Linked DNA regions of Homo sapiens: region 2 is linked to region 1. The links are chromatin contacts, found by Hi-C or POLR2A ChIA-PET in ENCODE. All regions are on one chromosome and are shown on one strand. Each heading gives the region's core, a stretch centred on a gene start or an enhancer-like site at or near the end of the contact. The rest is flanking DNA. Distances are from core to core; before and after follow the strand shown. Region 1 holds the start of NAV2 (neuron navigator 2). Region 2 overlaps NAV2 (neuron navigator 2).

Region 1 (3,922 bases), core at 1,417-3,916:
GACATTATCAAGTGATCAGGCGGCTATTTCCAACTAGATGGATGCACTCTGAGATCCTTTTCAGTAGATGGCCCTTAAGATGAAATCCTCCTGCTGTCTGTGCTACTCAAAGCGTGATCTTTAGAACACCAGCATGTGCATGACATGAGAACTTACTCGGAAAGCAGAATCTCAGCCCCATTCTAGACCAACTGAATCTGAATCTGTATTTTAGCAAGATCCCCAGTGATTCTTAGGCATATTAAGGTTTAAGAAGTTCTGGAGATGCACTGAATGCATGATATATTCATTAGGGCAGAATATCTCAAGTTTTAGTATGCATCATAATCACTAGGTTGAACACTGTTGAAACACAGATTGCTGGGCCCCATCCCCAGGGCTTTTGATTCAATAGGTCTGGGTGGAGCTTTCAAACAAGTTTCCAGGTAATGCTTCTGCAGCTCCAGGGACCACACTTTGAGAACCACTGCATTAGGGCCATGGGAATACTTTGGAATATCTCCCTGATCTTTAGAAGCTGAAGATTGTGATATCTTTCCACAAATCTTGGTACACTGGTCAGAACTAGAATTCAGGGCAGGCAAAAGAGTCCCAAGGTTTATAGCATAATATTTCGTATGTCCTTATGTTCCTAAATCTAAAAGACAATCTCTCCTTCTTCTAGCATCATTCAATCATTCATTCAGTATAAATGTTGGGTAGCTATTCTGTCCACAGCTTTATGCTCCATACTGAGAAGATCTAAAGAAAGTTAAAACACAGCTCCTAATTCCAAGATGTTTATTCTCTAAGATGAAAATGAATGCATGAAACAATAAATAACAGGTTAAATAATGGGAGACAATAGTACGGGAGGTGGCATCAGATGGCAAAGGGCAAAGTGTTAAGTAAGTAGCATGAATGATGTGTGACTTGATTTCAGAGAGAGGGAGGATAACTGAAACAGACATAGACAGGGCCGTGCATTTCAGCCTAACTAGAGTAGAAAGTTGCTACCTAGAATGGCTAAGAAGGTGCCTTCTCATTTCTTAATGCTTCAGAGGTTAAGACTTTGATGTTTCCTCTGGTCTGAGATCTTTGTCACTTTGGGCCACTATAACAAAAATACCATAAACAGGATGGCTTAAACAACAAACATTTATTTCTTACAGTACTAGAGGCTGGAAGTCTGAGACTAGGATGCCAACACGGTATCAGATTCTTGGTAAGGGCCCTCTTCCTGGTCCACAGAAGACTGCCTTCTGTGTCCTCACAAGGCAGTAAGAAAGCATCTCTCTCCTGTCTCTTCTAATAAGAGTGCTAATCCTATCATGAGGGCTCCACTGTCTTGACCTTATTACCTCCTAAAGTTCCCCACCTCCTAATACCATCACACTGGGGATTACGGGTTTAACATGAATTCCAGGGGGACAGAGTTAATAGCATCTGAGTTATTCTAAATCAATGCTATCAGCACTGAAGATCAGGCTATAGGGTGGGCACAAAGTGTCCTGGAAACAAAGAAGAAAGACAAATAGTTTATAAACAGAGATGACTTTGGGGGAAAGCAGCAGTAATTTAACAACAGGGAAAATAAAGCCCAGCTTTTATTGGTCTCTTACATTGCCAGGTACTTGTGCTAAATGACTGCCATGCACCAACCATCTCATTTAATCCAAACAACAGCTCATTAGGTAAATGTCGTCAAGCCTCCACCTTACTACATGTGAAAACAGAAGCTTTATAAGCATGCATGTAAGCTTAAATAACTTGCCCACTTCTAATCCAAGCAGTTCTACAGGGTGGGAGGCTCCTCATTCATAAATCGCGAAGGCTGGCCTGCCTGATCATCTCTCAGTTTCCTTCTTATTCTCATCCACTTTCAGTCAGCGAGGAAACCACAGAGCAACCCAAACAGCGAATTCGAGTCGAGGAACCTGTTGGGGCCAGTGCGTCCCAGGCGCGGACAGGGAGGGGCTCCATGAAACGCAGCAAGGTTTGGCCAGAGCCTGCCGGGGTCATGGAGCCTCTCCCGGCTTCTTCAGGCCACTCTAATTACAGAGTCTGTGGTAGGTTGCGTGGAGGAGCTGTCTCGGGGCGGGAAGCTTCCCTGCGTATTGTATTTGCCTATAAATACTTCAAATAGTTAAGTGAAATGTGCAGCCTTTGAAAACTGGAGAGGAAGCCGTTGGGAGGCCCCCCGCCCAGCCGGCCTGGAAGAGCAGGCAGAGAAATGGCTGGCGCGCTCTTAAAGCGGGAGACGAGCTTCGGCCCTGCCCAAGCCAGATGGGGGCAGCGAGGCTGCGGGCGTGACTCCGGAAGACTCAAACCGTTAAGGTGACCGGAGCAATTTGAAAAAGGAAACAAACTTCCCTCGAGCCGTGCCCGCGTGGCTCTGGGGCGGACGGTTGCGTTCGAAAGGGCATTTTTCAAAAGAAGGGTTTCAGGAACGCAGGGGTGTGGGCCCCCCGGGAGGCGCGCGGCCGGGGCAGTGCCGCAAAGCGGCCACCAGCCCGCTTTGTACTCGCGGCCAAGCGCGGCCCCAGAGTTTCGGCGGCGGCCAGAGTTTAGGCCACACCCTCTTTGCAGTGAGACCCGCGGCCGCTGATTGGCGCACCGTGGACCAATGGGCGCGCCGGGGCGGCCCCGGCTGTCAGCGCGCGCCGCAGCAGCGCCGGCAGCAGCCTGTCCTCCCCTGCGCTGAGCCCCGCAGCCAGCGCAGCCTTCCCGGGAAGCGCGGCGGCCGCTCCCGAGCGCAGCCCTGCCCGGCCCGCCAGCCGCGCGTCCCGGCGCCCGCGCCCCACGGCCACAGCCTTGCCTCTATCTAGCTCACGGAGCATGTGCAGACCCGCAGGCGCTAAGGTGCTCTCAGTCCGGGGGCCTTCTGGGCAGCGGTGACTGTCACCCCAAGAGAGACCTTTCGGGGGCTCTTGCCGCACCTCTGCTGCGTCGCGGGTGACACTGCGGTGCTCGCGAGCAGGGTGGCAGCTGCCTCTCGGTGGAGACGTCTTGGGACCCTTGCGCCCTTCTTCTCTCCTTCCTTCGCTGCTGTCTCCTTTCCTTCCTTGGCTGCTCGCTCTTTCTCTCGCCGGCTCAGACCCGTAGCCTCCGGAACGGGACTCGTGGGTCGCCGCCGCCTCTGTCTCTTCCAAAGGGGCCTCCTCACTTCGGAGATGCAGTGACAAGTTAATATGGGCGTCCAAGCCTCTGTTTCCCAGGAGGAAATTTGCAAGAGGCGGCAGCCCCTGAGCGCCCAGAGCTCTTGAAAGGCCACCCAGGAGAGGTGTGAGACCCGGCGGCAGCATCCGTCCAGGTGGGACCCGCTGAGCGCCGTGGCCAGTCCCCCATTCCCATCCCGGCACCCCAAAGGCGCGCTCGCCCGATTGCTTCGAGTTCCCCGACCTGGGGATTTTTTTTTTAGCCGCTGGTGGTGGGCGCCTCGTGGGCTAAGGCCCGGCGCCTGCTCTGCTACCCGCGCTGCCTTTAGCGGTCGCCCCCGCCGCCGCTGCCAGGGACGTGCTGGGAAAGCCCAAGCCCCGGGAGAAGATGCCGGCCATCCTGGTCGCCTCCAAAATGAAGTCGGGACTGCCCAAACCCGTGCACAGCGCCGCGCCCATCCTGCACGTGCCCCCGGCCCGGGCGGGCCCCCAGCCCTGCTACCTGAAGTTGGGAAGCAAGGTGGAGGTGAGCAAGACCACCTATCCTAGCCAGATCCCCCTGAAATCGCAGGTGCTGCAGGGGCTGCAGGAGCCAGCGGGGGAGGGGCTCCCGCTGCGGAAGAGCGGCTCGGTGGAAAACGGGTTCGATACCCAGGTGAGAGATGCCGTTTGCCGGGGTACTGTTCTGGAAGGATGGATGAATAGTTCTTTCGGGATGGTGTGGGAGAAAGGGCTGGATGGGAGAAGGGTCTACCATGTGGCCAGGGAAGGGAACCATTCCCCTT
Region 2 (4,055 bases), core at 1,380-3,879, 44 kb after region 1:
TTTTCCCCTTTCCCTACCTCTTTCTGGGCCTTTCTCTTTTTTCTGAGTTGATATTCCCTTATCTTCCTCTGCATGACTTTTAACTTTGCTTTTTATTAATTAACTCCAGAAGGAATAAGGTGCCTGTTACATGGGAACACACTGCACAAAGTTGGGAGAAGGGAAGATCATCCTTTCTGGCTGGGAAGGTGGGTAAAGGCTTCGTGCAGGAGGCAGCTGATTCTTGAAGGCTGGGTAGGATTCAAACAGATGAAGAAGTGGTGAAGGAAGAGGATAAGTCATTCCAAGCCTAGGCAGGAGCAAGGCATGGTCAGGAAGGTGAGGGCTGAGGCTGAAGCAAACATTTATTTATAATGTTTACAGACTACCTGCAGTAAGCTGGCAACTTTCTTAAGTGAGTAAACCAGATGTCACTCAGGTCCCTGGTTCTCCAGCTCATGTGTCTGCATGGGCTTTCTTCATTTTTACCCCATGACAACAACCCAGACTCTAAACTCAATACATTTACAAGTTTGAACCAAAGGAATCCATGATTATAAAAATATTGGTACCCAATTTAGATTTGACTGGTTATTTTGTAGAGGACATGGAGGATTGAGCTCATCTTGTATACTTCACTGCAAGCAACTGAAAATATCCATTAGAGGTTTCTGTTTTCTCAGAGAACTCCCCTTAGCCTACCGTGGTATGGAGGAGTGTTGCTGTCTCCTTCCCTCGCTTACTTCCTTGCTGGCCCTTTTCTCTCCTGGATTCTTTCCTGTGAACTCTGCATTCCTCACCCTTTGTTAGCCAACTCTTGCCACCGTCACCCACAACTTGCAAACTACAGATCCATTGTGTTAATCGACAGGATCAATGATCCAGATCATTGTGTCCAGATCATGGCCCTTGGGATCCACTCTTCTGCAAGAGGTTGATTTAGCTGTACTTTCCAAACAAATGCAATGTCTTCCCCAAGAAAATTCTGATGGCGAATGTAGTCTCCCTGTTGTTACGTGTACATTTTCACATTCAACTCACCACAACAGTCCTTCTAATATCTTCATTTTACAGAGTAGACAACTAAAAATAAGAGAATTGGCTTGCCCAATGTCACACAGCAGCCAAAATGGTGGAGGTGAAATCTGAACTCTGTCATTCTATTTTTTTAAAATGTGTAAGAGCTACATCCCATGCATGGACTGTGAGGAAGGTGACTTTGATGGAAGAAAGGCTAGACATGTAGGTTGTGACCTGTATTTGTTTCCTATGGCTACCATAAGAAAATACCATGAACTGGTGGCTTAAACCAACAGAAATTTATTATCTCACAGCTCTAGAGGCTGATGAAAGTCCAAAATCTGGTTGTTGGCAGGATTGGTTCCTTCTAGAGCCTCTGGGGAAGGACTCGCTCTATGCTTCTCTCTTAGCTTCTAAGGTCGCTGGCAATTCTTGGCATTCCTTGGTTTGTAGATGCATCACTCCAGTCTTTGGCTTCATCTTTACATGGTGTTCTTCTCTTCGTGTCTCCTGTATCTTCACATAGCCTTGTTATAAGGACACCAGTCTTTGGCTTTGCAACCCAATGTTGTGCTAAACTCCTATTATTCTCAGTAGGGAAGGCACCAGGTTCTAGAGGCCAAAGAAGAGACCCAGAGCCAGCAAATACGATATGGAGTTTTATTAGGGACTTACCTACAGGGCAGAGAATCTGGTGGCAGCAGTCTGGACAGGACAACCACCTTACATATAGAAATGGTCCAGCGGCAGCAGGCTGGACAAGATAACTGCACAGCCTAGTGGTGGCTGGCTGGGCAGGAAAATCACAACTGCTTTCAAAAAGACTGTAGTTTCTACATCACTTAACAGCCTCCCCTTAATGACCTCCACGTGGCAACTTTCATTTAACCTAGAGCTCAGAGCCTCAATCTCCTGTACAGCTCTTGTTCTATGGGACGGGATGGGGGCTCAGATGTTCCTCATGGGCAAGGAATGAATCTGTGGGTTGGTTACGTCTGGATTCCCTGGCTCAGAACGCACATTCAGGTGTTTCTGCCAGACAAGGTCATTCTAAGGGTATGCTTAAATTATTGCTATAAGGGGCACTTACCCTACACCCACCCTAATCCAGGATAAACTCATTTTAACTAATTAAATCTGTAAAGATCATAGTTTCAAATTAGGTCATATTCTGAGGTTCCAGGAGGACATGAATTTTTGGCAAGACATTATTCAGACCAGTACAGGACCAGTTCATGAAGAGTCTAGAAGGTATTACCAAGAAATTTGGACTGCGCGCAAGGGGCAGTCATGAAGGGTGACTGAGGGAAAGAATAACCAGAGTCAACCTGAAACCCCCAGGAATCTGATTGGCTCCGTGTTCTTTCTTTCTCACCCAGCTCCCTATGCCTTGTTGCTTTATTAAGGAATTAAACAGGGTGGGCGTCCATCAGCAGATGAGTGTTTTTTGAGAGTGGCAGCCTTTTCTTCTTTTTGGAAACTTTGCATTTGCCTCTGTTGTGCCTTGGACTAATCAGTATGCCGCGTGAAACTATTTAAAGCCTGATGCATTAGTCACAACAAATCTGCTCCTGCTGGGAGTTAAAAAGGCTGATCAGGGCGCCAGTTTCTTTTTGGTGAGCACAGTTTGTTTTTCCCGTTACTTCATTTGCATCCAGCCCCTTGGATTTCTCGGACTTCACGCACAGAGCCCCTTTCCTGAATTGCCCCTGGTACAGAGAGAGCTGCCAAGGCCTGGTCAGGCCACCTTTGAAAACCTTTCTGAGGACAGAGGCTGAGACAAGGCCAGGGACCAAAACAGGAGGGGCTGCTGGGCTGGACTGAGCTGGGCTGGGCTGGGCTGATCCACGGGGAAGACCCTGATGCCCAGAGAACACACTGTGCCAGCTGGAAACTGTTGATAAAGCCTGTGGTGACCACTTCAGCGCCCTGCTCTGACCTTTTCCCATCTAATGTGGGGCTATTTTAATGTTGTTTTGAAGCTGAGAGAGCACCAGAACCTTGGGCCTGCTCTCCTGGTGGAAACCACAGGCTTCATCTGCCTTTGTGGTGTTGCCAAACCCTTGACTGTCCTATAAGGGAGCGGGCTTGAGAGTAACACAGTTGGCCTCAACGCGTGTGTGGAGGCCTAGGGCTCCTGTTTATTTTTAGCAGGAGTACTCAAGCAGCATGGCAGAGTTTCTCCATACTGCCTCATAAGGTGTCCTCAGATTCTGGGGCTGCAGGTTGCACAAGAGAGCAACCCTGGGGTGGTGACAAGAAGAGAGTTTGAATTTCTGAATTAAAGGCTTTTGCTCCTCTGCCTCGGGTTAACTGTGTGACCTTAGGCAAGTTGCTTGACCTCTCTGAACACCAGTTTTATCAGCTATAAAGTAGAGTGGGTAATTCCTCTTTATCGTAAGATTCAGCAGCATGAACTAAGAGGATTTCTGGGAAAGTGCTTCATAGGCTGCATGGTGTGTGATGGGAAGGTATAAGGGACATGAATAGCCCTGTATCTGGTGCACAGTAACAGCTTACACTTATTGAGGGTATGGTATGTGCTATACATTGTTCTGGGTACTTTTCATGGATTGTCCTATTTAATCTGCACAAAAGCCCTAAGAGATACTGTTATAATCTCTATTTTACAGATGAGGAAACTGTGGCTTAGAGAATTTATTTGCTGAAGATCAAACAGCTAATTAATTGCCAAAGCCAAATTCAGACTCTGCAGCCTGCAGTCTTACCCCCAGTCTCTTGGTGCTGCCTCTCTCAGTGTCATCATTATCATTACCATCATCATTGCCCAGTTATTGGAACCTGGTCTTCGACAAACCCCAAAAATATTATACATTGTCTCTAATCCTCACAGCAGCATCATAATATTAACTCATTGTAATATTTACATTGTGGTGTAAATATTATCCCCTCCACTTCATAGATGAGGAATGTTGAGAATAAAGGGTTTTGTTCACTCCGTTTATTGAGCACCTACATCTCTATTTGAGGCACTGGGACACAAGAATGAACAAAACAGGAGGGTCCTGCCCTCATAGAAAGTATATTTTAGTGTG

Evidence for each region. Hi-C counts contacts between places; a loop is a spot of excess contacts on that map. ChIA-PET counts read pairs that join two places held with the same protein, here RNA polymerase II (POLR2A). Pooled maps may share reads with other maps.
Region 2: a pooled map shows a loop between it and region 1 (2.0-fold over the local background). The contact joins the enhancer-like site here to the promoter of NAV2 in region 1. A Hi-C loop is called at or near these places in 6 of 168 maps with a recorded cell type or tissue (Caco-2, MCF 10A, PC-3 and 3 more) and 15 of 50 pooled maps. POLR2A ChIA-PET finds 5 or more read pairs at or near these places in 3 of 52 experiments (H1, SK-N-SH and WTC11).

What each region holds. Positions count from the first base shown.
Region 1 is chr11:19,710,171-19,714,092 of GRCh38, forward strand. It overlaps NAV2 (neuron navigator 2), which reads left to right and starts at 2,667. Exons shown (of 38, transcript NM_145117.5): 1 at 2,667-3,792. The coding sequence starts at 3,526. It overlaps LEISA1 (lncRNA enhancing IL-6/STAT3 signaling activation 1), which reads right to left. Exons shown (of 1, transcript NR_015384.2): 1 at 764-3,922. RefSeq lists silencers at 2,372-2,901, 2,542-2,735.
Region 2 is chr11:19,754,187-19,758,241 of GRCh38, forward strand. All of the region lies in intron 1 of NAV2 (neuron navigator 2), which reads left to right. Among named protein-coding and RNA genes, the nearest start is that of MIR4694, 3.9 kb to the right of the region's middle. RefSeq lists an enhancer at 2,829-3,381. Within about 2 kb of position 2,630, at least 4 of the 41 ENCODE cell types and tissues checked have a DNase peak (open chromatin) inside an H3K27ac peak, as active enhancers do; they include heart right ventricle, where a contact is called at or near this core.